Regions from separate parts of the Homo sapiens genome. Here all the other regions are linked to region 1. The links are chromatin contacts, found by Hi-C or POLR2A ChIA-PET in ENCODE. All regions are on one chromosome and are shown on one strand. Each heading gives the region's core, a stretch centred on a gene start or an enhancer-like site at or near the end of the contact. The rest is flanking DNA. Distances are from core to core; before and after follow the strand shown.

Evidence for each region. A loop is a pair of places that touch in the nucleus more often than their neighbours do. ChIA-PET counts read pairs that join two places held with the same protein, here RNA polymerase II (POLR2A). Pooled maps may share reads with other maps.
Region 2: a loop to region 1 is called in a map of naive thymus-derived CD4-positive, alpha-beta T cell, with 9 times the contacts of the local background. The contact joins the promoter of SBNO1-AS1 here to the promoter of MLEC in region 1. A Hi-C loop is called at or near these places in 1 of 168 maps with a recorded cell type or tissue (naive thymus-derived CD4-positive, alpha-beta T cell), 1 of 37 single-sample maps with no recorded cell type and 7 of 50 pooled maps.
Region 3: a loop to region 1 is called in a pooled map, with 11 times the contacts of the local background. The contact joins the promoter of MTRFR here to the promoter of MLEC in region 1. A Hi-C loop is called at or near these places in 2 of 37 single-sample maps with no recorded cell type and 6 of 50 pooled maps. POLR2A ChIA-PET finds 5 or more read pairs at or near these places in 1 of 52 experiments (OCI-LY7).
Region 4: a map of CD8-positive, alpha-beta T cell shows a loop between it and region 1 (8-fold over the local background). The contact joins the promoter of OGFOD2 here to the promoter of MLEC in region 1. A Hi-C loop is called at or near these places in 1 of 168 maps with a recorded cell type or tissue (CD8-positive, alpha-beta T cell) and 10 of 50 pooled maps. POLR2A ChIA-PET finds 5 or more read pairs at or near these places in 1 of 52 experiments (activated T-cell).

What each region holds. Positions count from the first base shown.
Region 1 is chr12:120,685,892-120,688,401 of GRCh38, reverse strand. It overlaps MLEC (malectin), which reads right to left and starts at 1,253. Exons shown (of 5, transcript NM_014730.4): 1 at 871-1,253. The coding sequence starts at 1,105. It overlaps LOC105370029 (a long non-coding RNA gene), which reads left to right and starts at 1,253. Exons shown (of 3, transcript XR_945449.3): 1 at 1,253-1,548. RefSeq lists silencers at 895-1,194, 2,035-2,134 and enhancers at 949-1,450, 1,545-1,674, 1,765-1,874.
Region 2 is chr12:123,363,694-123,366,203 of GRCh38, reverse strand. SBNO1-AS1 (SBNO1 antisense RNA 1) reads right to left here and starts at 1,256. Exons shown (of 2, transcript NR_157806.1): 1 at 1,089-1,256; 2 at 400-679. It overlaps SBNO1 (strawberry notch homolog 1), which reads left to right and starts at 1,357. Exons shown (of 32, transcript NM_001167856.3): 1 at 1,357-1,503. MIR8072 (microRNA 8072) reads left to right here and starts at 1,361; the gene lies at 1,361-1,440. RefSeq lists enhancers at 597-806, 2,267-2,316, 1,973-2,510 and silencers at 977-1,076, 1,207-1,446, 1,557-1,636, 1,677-1,786.
Region 3 is chr12:123,232,182-123,234,691 of GRCh38, reverse strand. It overlaps MTRFR (mitochondrial translation release factor in rescue), which reads right to left and starts at 1,256. Exons shown (of 3, transcript NM_152269.5): 1 at 1,161-1,256. It overlaps MPHOSPH9 (M-phase phosphoprotein 9), which reads left to right and starts at 1,551. Exons shown (of 24, transcript NM_022782.4): 1 at 1,551-1,617. RefSeq lists an enhancer at 1,539-1,778.
Region 4 is chr12:122,973,989-122,976,498 of GRCh38, reverse strand. OGFOD2 (2-oxoglutarate and iron dependent oxygenase domain containing 2) reads right to left here and starts at 1,255. Exons shown (of 7, transcript NM_001304833.2): 1 at 1,116-1,255; 2 at 632-688. The coding sequence starts at 1,247. It also overlaps a transcript of ABCB9 not described here. RefSeq lists an enhancer at 1,351-1,810.

The sequences.
Region 1 (2,510 bases), core at 4-2,503:
AGCAAAAAAGCTCAATCTACTATAATCAATTTCGAGTGGGGACTAGGAATCTGCATTTTTAACCAGCTGCCCTGGCAATTCTGACACACACTAACTTTGGGAAGGGAGCAGCTCCGTTAAAAACCACTGTTGCCCAGCAAGTTAAGTCACAATCATTTTCCCCCTAAGCTGGAATTAGAACTCTCAGGATCACCTAGGGGAGGTTGTAAGCATTCTCTGATAGACCATTCGGATTCTTACACTGGTTGACCCAGTTCACACACAGCCACCAGCCTCACGTGCAGGATGGCTTCGATAGAACCACCCTCTGGGGGCGGCCTGCCGATTCTACTTTTAAGCACACATATTCTTCGCTCGAAAAGAGGGCGGGGGAGGAGGCTACAATCAAACTTTCCTGGCCCATTCTCTTCGAAGATTCCTTCCTATTCTGGCTAAGAATCAAGCCCCGCTCCTGCAGAAGGGGCAAGGAAAGCGGCCGATTCCTGGGTCGACGAGAATCTCCCAAGAACTGTCTCGACAGGAGAAGCAGGGGCACCCATGACCTACAACCCGCGAGGCCTGGAGGTAGCAAAAGGCCGCCTTCGTCATTTCTCTCCCAGCTTGGATGGGAGTGAGGGGTTGAGAAAATGCAGGATGAGAAATCCAAATATAACTAACTTCTGGCCAACTCTCTGCCTGTATGACTCTAGGTACCTTGGAGCCAGTGCCAGGCCCTGAGCTCAGAGCGGGCCCCCGAAGAAGCTGCAGAGAGAAACTTCGCTCCAGAGACGCGGCCCCAGGGTCGAAAGGGGCTCGGGGCCCGCAGCCCCCGGCCGGCTGCGCCCAGCACAGCAGGCCCTGGATCCCGCGGCTCGGCAGGGGGACTCTCACCTCGGCCCACCCGGCCTTCCAAAGGGTCCTTGCGGAAGTGGATCCCGTGCACGTCCACATGCGCCTCTCCACCCGCGTTGACCGCCCAAATGACGCTCTCGGGCAGCCCGGCCCCCGCCGCGCCGGCCACGCCGGCCACGCCGAGCCCGGGTCCCCGGATCGCCGGCGGCAGCAGCAGCAGCAGCAGTCGCAGGAGCGCCACAGCGGTTCCCTCAACCGCCCAGGCTCCCAGCATGGCGGCCACCACCACGGGGGCAGCCCCCGCCGACCCTCGTCCTCGGCCGGCTGCCAGGCCACCCCGGACTCAGAAAAACAGCGCCACGGGCCGCTCCGCCTGAGCCGCCGGGGACATGTCGCTCTCAGGCCTCCTTCTTCTCAGCCACGGGTACCGCCTCCCACCTCAGGAACAACCTACCCCGCCGCCCTGCCCCCGGCCACGACGCTGCAGCCAATCAGCGCCCGGCCCTCATTAATTACCCACCACCCCGCCGGGAGGCGCCCGCTCATTGGCTGTCAGGCGCGGGAAAGGGCGTGGCTTCTCCCAGGCGCCGGCCCAGCAGTCGGGCACCAGATGGAGCGCGCGCAGAGGGAGTGAGTTCGGTTGAAGCGGCGGTTCGATGCGGAAGTGGCGGGTGCAGCGCCCAGGCGGCCCCGGAATCCCACAGCTGAATGGGAAAGGTGGCCTGGGGGGGGAAGGTTTAGGGTAGGGCGCACTGACATGTCGCCAGCACTTCCGGTGCTCTAGCTCCTGAGACCAAATAGGCTCTGGAGGGGGCGTGGCCGACTTTCCCGCCCCCTCTTCTTTTCTCAGGGAGCAGCATGAGCATAAATTCTAGTAGGAGAAGCAATGGACACTCTCCAGACCTAAGAGACGCAGTCCTTTTCCCCGCGTGAGGGAGAGGACCCATGCTTTCCCAGAGAGGCCGCGGACACAGGTCTCCAGGGAACGAATCCCATGAGAATAAGGCCCCGCCCCCTCCCCTTAGCGGGCTCGGGGCGGGTGGTAGCGTCCAGACGGCCGTCCAATGAGAAGGCTCCAACGCAGCGGAAACGCGTGGCTTTGAGAGCGAGTGGGTGCCAGGCTGCTCGCGTCTCCATGGCGACGGCCTCTGGCCGGCCTCCGCTGCGTAGGGGCGGGACCGAGGCACCCTAGGCGCTGGCGGGAGTCGCCGCCGGCGGTGCCCAGAGTGGATACCGGGGTTGTCCCGCACGGGCACGGCCCGAACTCCCTCCCTGCTCCTTCACAGTTCACCTGGCGCTCTCCCACACTGGCGATCCCTGCGCTTCGGTCGCTGTTCAAACTCCCATTTTTCCGATGGGGAAACTGAGGCATAGAAAGGGACTGAATTTTGCCAAAGGGTCGCACCGCAAGTGTAGGGCAGAGTCAAGGCAAAAACAAAAAAAACAAAAAAACGCTTATGCATTTTCCATAAATACTGGTCGATTTAGAAATTCTCCCTAAAAGGAAAAAAATGTATCAAGTCCCTGCTACCAGGGTTGTCAGATTTGGCAGATAAAATAGGAGAAGCCCAGTTATATTTGAATTTCAGATAAGCAAATGGGACCCACTTATACTAAAAAAAAAAATGCATTGTTTATTAAAATTTAAACAACTGGACTTCTTGTATTTTATCTACCAA
Region 2 (2,510 bases), core at 7-2,506, 2.7 Mb before region 1:
CTGGGATTACAGGCGTGAGCCACTGCGCCCGGCCTAAAATATTTTTTATTTTTGTCTTTATAGGTTTTTTTTCTATGTGTGTGAGAGGATTAAATGAAATAATGTAATTAGTAAAGCGATTAGTTAGCACTTTAAAAATATTTATAAATGTATACATAGATATATAATACATATCTATGTGTACAAACACTGAAGTTTCCTATTCTTTCTGTGCCTACTTTTTCCTTTCTTTCCCCGAATACTTTGTCTCTGGAAGAGTTCACACTGTAACCTCCAACTGTTCCAGCTACTTGGTTTGCTTTCAGCACTAGGCTTGTAGGATGCGCAGCCAGTAGGGGGCAAGAATCACCCAGGCGTGCTTATTACCCAAGCAACGGAGTCAAACAGCACTTTCAGAATGACTTTACAAAAGGGTTACCAACAAGGTAATATGTTTATTGTGTTAGGTCGCTTAATAATAACGAAAAGATGAAAACAAGGAAGTGAGAAGCGGTAGGGACAGCCCTACTCTTCAGTATTCATTAAGTGGGAGCCCCGGTGTGTCGGGCTTGCGTATGAGCGTGAAGACAGACGTGGGATGGCTGAGCTCACACGCCTTAGGCTCTGATTCTAGCCGTGGTCGCGCCGAGGGCTCCGGGTTACTTGCGGTTTCACTGCCAATAAAGTGCTTTGAGCGAGCCTAACAAGCAATGAATATGTAAACATTTTGTTTCTAGGACTAACTAGGTAATGAAGAGATCTTCCAAGTGACAGAAACGCTGCTAGGTAACTTCCTGGGCCGTAGCTCCCCACCCTAACAGGTTCTGAAAATAGCTCCAGGCCCTTCCTAACCGGAGTTTGAAAGCAGGCGCGGGGCGCATGCGCGCGGCCCTCCGGCCGACCTCCCGATAGCCCTGGCACGCGGACCTTCTTCCCGACAGGCCGCGGGGAAAAAAGGGCGGGGAAACGGAATTACCGCGAGCTCTCCGTGAGCGCCGGCGGAAACAGTAGTCACGTGACTCTCCTAGGTGGCCTTCGCCTTCCCCCTCCCCCTTCGCGGAAACCCGGCCCCCTCACCCCTCGCCCACCCCAGAGCCGCGGTAATGGACCGTTTGGGTTCCGGAATTCTCTTGGATCCAACAACTGGTACCGGGCCGAGGATAGCCGGCGGAGTCCGTTTTTGGCGGCGAAGACTGGGGGGTGGTCAAGATGGGGGGGAAATCATCTTCCTTCACCTAGGAGGGAGGCGGGGCGGAGAGGGGCGCAGAGAGGCGGGTGGGGGAGGAGGGAGGAAGTCACGTGAGGGCGCTGCGTGCGCGCGGCGCCTCATCCGTTGCCCCTCCCCCGCCCCTCCCGGCGGGGCGGGGGGGCTGGGGGAGGGGCGTCAAGATGGCGGCGGGGAGGTAGGCAGAGCAGGACGCCGCTGCTGCCGCCGCCACCGCCGCCTCCGCTCCAGTCGCCTCTGGTCCTTCAAACTCACACCTCCCGGGAGGAGCTGTGCTGGCGCCGGGTCCCGCGGGGAAAGTAAGTCCTTCCCTTGGCCCTTTTCTCCTTCCACACTCCCCCTCCCGGACAGCCTCCCACTCCCACCCTCGGGGGGCCGTGCGGGGCCAGGCTGGGGGGACAGCCACCTCGCCCCGGCTTGGGGCCTCCCTCGCCGCTTGCCGCTCCTCGCGGCCGCGCGCTCCGGGGCCCTCGGGGGCATGTTCCCGACGGCGGCTCCGTTGTACTCGCTTCCTCTGTTCGTCAGCGCCGGGCCCCGCTGTCGCCGCTCGTGGGGCTTTCGGGCTCCGGGAGCCCCGCTGTCCCGGGCCGGAGGCACCCCTCTTGGACCGCGGGGCAGGGTCTGTGCACGCCGGCTCCGCTGGGTTCGCCCCTTTGGCTTCCGCCTCACAACCCGGGGGCTGCGGGTCCGGGACCCGCGGGGAAAGTAAGGACCGGATCCTTCCCAAGTCCTCTTTCGTGCCCCAGCATTGCTCCCGGCTCTGGGCGAGGGAGGGAGGCAGGCGACGCGGTCGTCCTTCCTAAATCTGAACCCCACAGCGCGGTCTCGTACATGCCCCGCTCTTGGGGCGGTGGGGAAGCCGCGGGGGACACGTGCAGGCTCCCTTCACGCCTCTCCAGGCGACTCGCTTAGTTCTGCCTCGGCGGGCGAGCTCACCTCCCAGACCCTAAGAATTACCCATGGAGGGGAACGGCAGTTGGGGATTTGCTTACTTTGAGAGCGTTTGGCATAACGAGCATCCAGAGTTCCCCAAAGCAGTGGATACCGGTGGTTTCCCAGAAGTGGTTTGGGGTCGGTTTAACCGCTGAGGAGATTTGGATGTTCCTAAACCCTTCTGATTGTTTCTTTCCTGACCCTGGCATCCAGCTCCTCCCCTTCCCACCCCTGCTTTGTGCTTCTGTTTGGTTAATGTTTGCGGACCACTAACTTGATCCTCGCACAGAGAAGCTCTTTTTATGTGCGTGCTCGGTTTACTGTGGGAGGCTTTTGTTTTGGGGAGTCGCTGGTTGAGAAACGTGGGAAAAGA
Region 3 (2,510 bases), core at 7-2,506, 2.5 Mb before region 1:
GGCGTGGTGGCTCATGCCTGTAATCCCAGCACTTTGGGTGGCCGAGGCAGGAGGATGACCTGAGGTCAGGAATTCGAGACCAGCCTGGCCAATATGGCAAAACCCCGTCTCTACTAAAAATACAAAAAATTAGCCGGATGTGGTGGCGGGCACCGGTATTCCCGGCTACTCGGGAGGCTGAAGCAGAAGAATCACTTGAACCCGGGAGGCAGAGGTTAAAGTGAGCCGAGATCGCGCCACTGCCCTCCAGCCTGGGTGACAGAGAGAGACCTTGTCCCCCCTACCCCCCTCCCCCACAAAAATAAAAAAAGTAAAAAAAAATTGGTAGGTATACTTAGGAAGCTCCAATGAGATGTAACGCCTCCTGGCAGATCTGTTATTCCAAGGGCAGATCCATTTCCTGGGTTGTGGAGGCCTAAGTGATAGTGCCAGGGAAGTCCCTTTACTGTGAGCCAGAACTCCTGGAGGTAAATCGAGTAGCTGGAAAGACCTTAAAGGTTAACTATGCTGAAGAATGTGGCCTGCACAGTGCGCATGAAATGGGCTGGGGTCCCACGGGGAGGAGAGCGAGTTCCCTTTGGTCCTTCAAAAGTAGGGCTGGGTGGCTTGCGCCTGTGATCCCAGCACTTTGGGAGGCCGAGGAAGGAGGATCGCTTGAGGCCAGGAGTTCGAGATCAGCTTGGGCAACACAGTGAGACCCCCCCACCCCACGTCTATTAAAAAAAAAACGAGTATCTCCGCAAAAGCCTAGCAAGGGCAGTGCTGACCTCTACTACGTGCCAGGCCTGAAACAGCACCTGATGCGTGCTCACAGCTCCATTCCGCTCAGTTTTGTACATGAGGATCCTTCCGTTTCGCCTTGGGCCTCCGTGGAACCGTTATCTCCAGGACGGTAGTCTCTCCTCTCCCCTGCCCTGAGTGCCTGAACAGCCCCAGGGCCGACCCACAGCACCTAGCGTAAACCAGGTCCCGAGAAAACTGAGCTCGGGTGTCACGGCCGGCCCCACCCCACCGCCAGCGCGGCCTCAGGTAAACTGGCTGCGCCACTCGGGGTCGCAAGTCGGGAAAAACCCAGGCGTCCCGGCTCGCAGTCCTCTCTCCGGAGCCTTTGACAGTCGTCGGCAGCCGTAGGGTTACCTGGCTTCTCCGCAGATGCTTACCTGGTCTCAGGACCCGACTCGTGCCCTCAACGTTCTAGGGATATCCAAATCACCTCAGCGGAGGATTCGCAATCGCGATCCCTGATCTGCGCACGCGCCGTACTCCGATCGCGGTTTCTCTTATCTACCAGAGGCTCATGTTTACTCACTGCGCATGCGAGAAACTGAAGCTTCTTTCCCTCGTGGCAGCGGCTGGCTCCCAGAGAGCCAATCAGAGAAGAGAGTTTCACAGCAATCCCGCCCCCTTGTCACTCCCCCGGGGTTGGATGTCTCTCTTTGGTTGGAGCTGCGCGAGGGGGAACGGCGAGGTGGACGCGCGCGCCATGCGAGGCTGTCTCCGCCTCCTTCCGGGCAGCCAATCACTGGAGAGACGCCGGGCGCGCGCGCGCTCCCTCGGGTAACGGTCGCGAGAGGCCGCTTGCATGACCCTGACATCGGCAGCGGGAGCGGCGGCCAGGTAAGCGGCCACCAGCCTGCAGGGAGCTGTAGGCCGCTGGGGACAGGAGACGAGACTTAGGAGACACTGTCTTAGCGGCCCCTTGAGTGTGGTGATGGGCTGGGGTGTGGGGTGACGGCTGCCGATTGGCCTGACCCCCTCGGAGCCCTTCGGCGTGTGGGAGCTCTGCCCGGCCGCGGTGCGCCTTTTCTAGACTCGGCGCCCTTGAGTGACACTCGCGCGGCCCAATCGCAGATCGCTCTTCCTGAGGGGCGGGGGGTTTGTGGGGTTTTTTTAATTTTTCCCCCCATTTTTTGCCAAGGTGCCCCGGTTTCCTTTTGGAATCGCGGTTGTAGTTGCAGGAGCGGTGGCTTTTCTCCGTCCTCCCTGCTTTCCGTAGCTTAGGCGACTGCATAGATTCTCCCTCTCCTTCCCACTTTGACCCGATAGCCGCCACCAGCCATTGCGGGCTGACTGTGAGCTCAGAATGTCGGGATCTGGCCTCATCCCCATCTGAAATCTCTTCCTCTCCCCCAAGCCTCCCGTCAAGGCGGAGCGCCCAGTTAACTTTCATGTTTCATAACCATCAATCGTTCCTTTTCCCCAGCTCCCTTTTTTTGCTAGGGGGTAGGGACACCAAAAGCGTCATATCTTGTTGCTGGGAAATATAAAAGCTCTGCTCTTATATTCATTCTGTATCAAGTTAAAAAAATTTTTTTTTGCATTGTATTTGTGGGTGTTTAAGGATTTTTCCCTCTTACTTCCCTGCCCTCCCCCCAGCACCTCCACCCCAAATGGAGAAGCATCTTTGAATTTCTAGTGGTTTTCCATCTGGATCTGCATCCGGATCCGGATTACCTTAGCAGGGGAAATAATAGATGGGGTTGCAGGTTCATCTCCCTGGAGAGCTTGTG
Region 4 (2,510 bases), core at 6-2,505, 2.3 Mb before region 1:
CCAGACTGTTAGCTGAAAGGGACTTCTAGAAGGGGACCCATCCTGTTTCAGGCTGCCCCAACCTGAGCCTAGCTGGGATGAGAACCCCTAGATGTACCTCAACCATCTGGGCCCACACAGGGACAGGAGACAGTCATGGCCAAGTCCTGTGTTCCAGAGGTTGCTGAGGACTCTCCTGGGAAGCTTCCCACCACTGACTCCAGGGGAAGGAGGAGGAGGGAGTGGGGCAGCAGCCCTGGCAGCAGCCTGCGGGGTATATGGTAAGGTGTGAGGAGCCCAGGGGCCTGGAAGCTGTGGCTGGGATCACATCTGCTCCTGCTGTAAAAGCTTGGGCAAGGGATCCCTCTTTAAGCCTCAGCTTCTCAATCCAAAATGAGAGTGGTGCTTGTGCTTATCTCACAGAGCTGTTAAGAACGGCATGACTAGGCAACTTAGCAACTTAGCATTTCCCCTTCTCTCTCCTGGTGCCAAGACTCAGGTGTGGAGGGATGAGTGGGGGGCAGGAAGGAGGAAAGTGAGGGCCTAAGTGACCCTTCAGGGATCAGGGACTGAGGCTAGGCTCAAGCTGTGTCCTCAAGCTGCGGACACAAATCTAACGAGGAGGAGCTGTGCAGGGGCAGGGGACTGGTACCTCTGCTAACAGCTGCTGGAAGTCCTTGGCGCTAACACAGCCTCGGCTGCGCAGGATCTGGGAGCAGAAAGAACACTGAGCATGACTGTATGACCTGAGGAAATCCCTTCACTCTCTAAGCCTCAGTTTCCCCTGCTTAAAATGGGGAGAGGAGCCCCGACCTCAAAGGATCATGGAGAGAATGAACTGCGGAACCCTGTCAAGCTCAGGACAGGGCTCCGGGCTGGTGTTGCTGTGAGGCGGCAAGCTGAGCCCGGCCCTGTCCTAAGCACCCTACATGCTTGTTCATTCCTTCCTCACAATCTCACAGGGAGATACTATTACCCCTTTACGGTGAGAAAACCGAGGCAGAGAGAGGCCGTCATTCTTGTATTTGAAGATACGGTGCGCGGCGTGCGCAAAGCAAACGACCCTGGGGACGAACTTCCCTCCTCCACTACCCCTCTCTGCCCACTGCTCCGTAGGGACGACAGCGGCCACTCACCGGGCCGTAGTCCCGGCGCAGCTGCTGCTCGCCTCGGAAGCGCACGTGCAGCCCATAGCGCGCCACGTACAAGTTATCGGTGCAGAAGCAGGCGCAGCGGCAGAAGTGCCGCGGAGCCCCCACCGTCGCCATAGTGAAGCACCCACAGCCCTACCAGCTTCCGTAGAGAGACTTCGGGCACGCCCCCAACCGCGGGAGGCGCGGAACCAGCGGCCAAGGGGCCGCTCTAAGTTCCCAAGGGCGGAAAAGGACGAAGACGCACCTCGCCAGGAAACGGTCTGCGGAGAAAGATGCTCCTGGGCCGGGTTGGGACCGGCGGCCTCCTCGTTCCGCCTCCCAGTTTTCCCACTACGAGGCAGGGACTAATGGCTCCACTTTACAGACAGCTGAACTGGGTCGTGCCTTCACAGGACGGGGAGAGGAAGGGACTCGGAGCCCCAAGGCCTTTGACTTAAACGCCGACCCACCCCCCGCCGTCTGCCCGGAGCTCGTGGAGAACCAGCCGAGCTGAGGACAGTTTAAAGAGCTCGGAGGTCCGACTAGTTCCCGCTGGTGCTTCAATCATCCAGCCCTGTACGTTTCAGTTTGGATTTAGCATCTACCCCGGGTCCCTGCCTGGCGCTTCCGGTCCCTCCGCCACAGTCTGTTGGATTACCTCAGATTGCCCCAGTGAGTGTCTCCACCAAAACGCTCCGTCTCGCATTACTTCCGGTGGCGTTCCCAATGGACGCGGGAGGGCGGGGTCAGGTGTGGGAGGGCGACGGGGCGTGGTCTCACCGCAGCCAACAAATGACAACTCTTGCAGACCGAGCCTCTTCTCTCCCCGGACCTTTGCTCAGGAATCTACCAGCATTAAACCTTTGAGCTAGGTACTATTATATCACCGTCTTACAGATGAGGAAACTGAGACCCAGAGAGGCACAGGGACCCGCCGCAGGTCACACATCCAGTAAGGGGCAAATATGGCGTTTGAACCCTACAGAGTTCCCCAGTTAACCACCACAGGGCTTCTGGGAGTGGTGGAAGTATGTGGGATTTGGGGTTTTCTCGTGCAGAGCTGCCCGGCCCGAGAAGGTGTTTAACGTTTTACAGTCGTCTTGATTGCCCAGTGATAGTGAGAGGCCCTGCTATCTAGGAAAGGATCCATTTCCCCAGATCAATGTTCATTACCCGCCTAACTGCCCTTTTTCCCCAGGAGGCCCAGGGCAGGTCGGCTCCCCAGCCACCCACCAGGCAGGCCTGGCACATGCAGCACCCCACCCCACCCTCACCCCCTCTCCGTTTGCAGCAGTTTGCAAGATGAGTGTGTTGTACCTATCAGTTTATTTATTTGTTTATTTACTTTTTGAGATAGAGTTTCACCCAGGCTGGAGTGCAGTGGCGCGATCTCCGCTC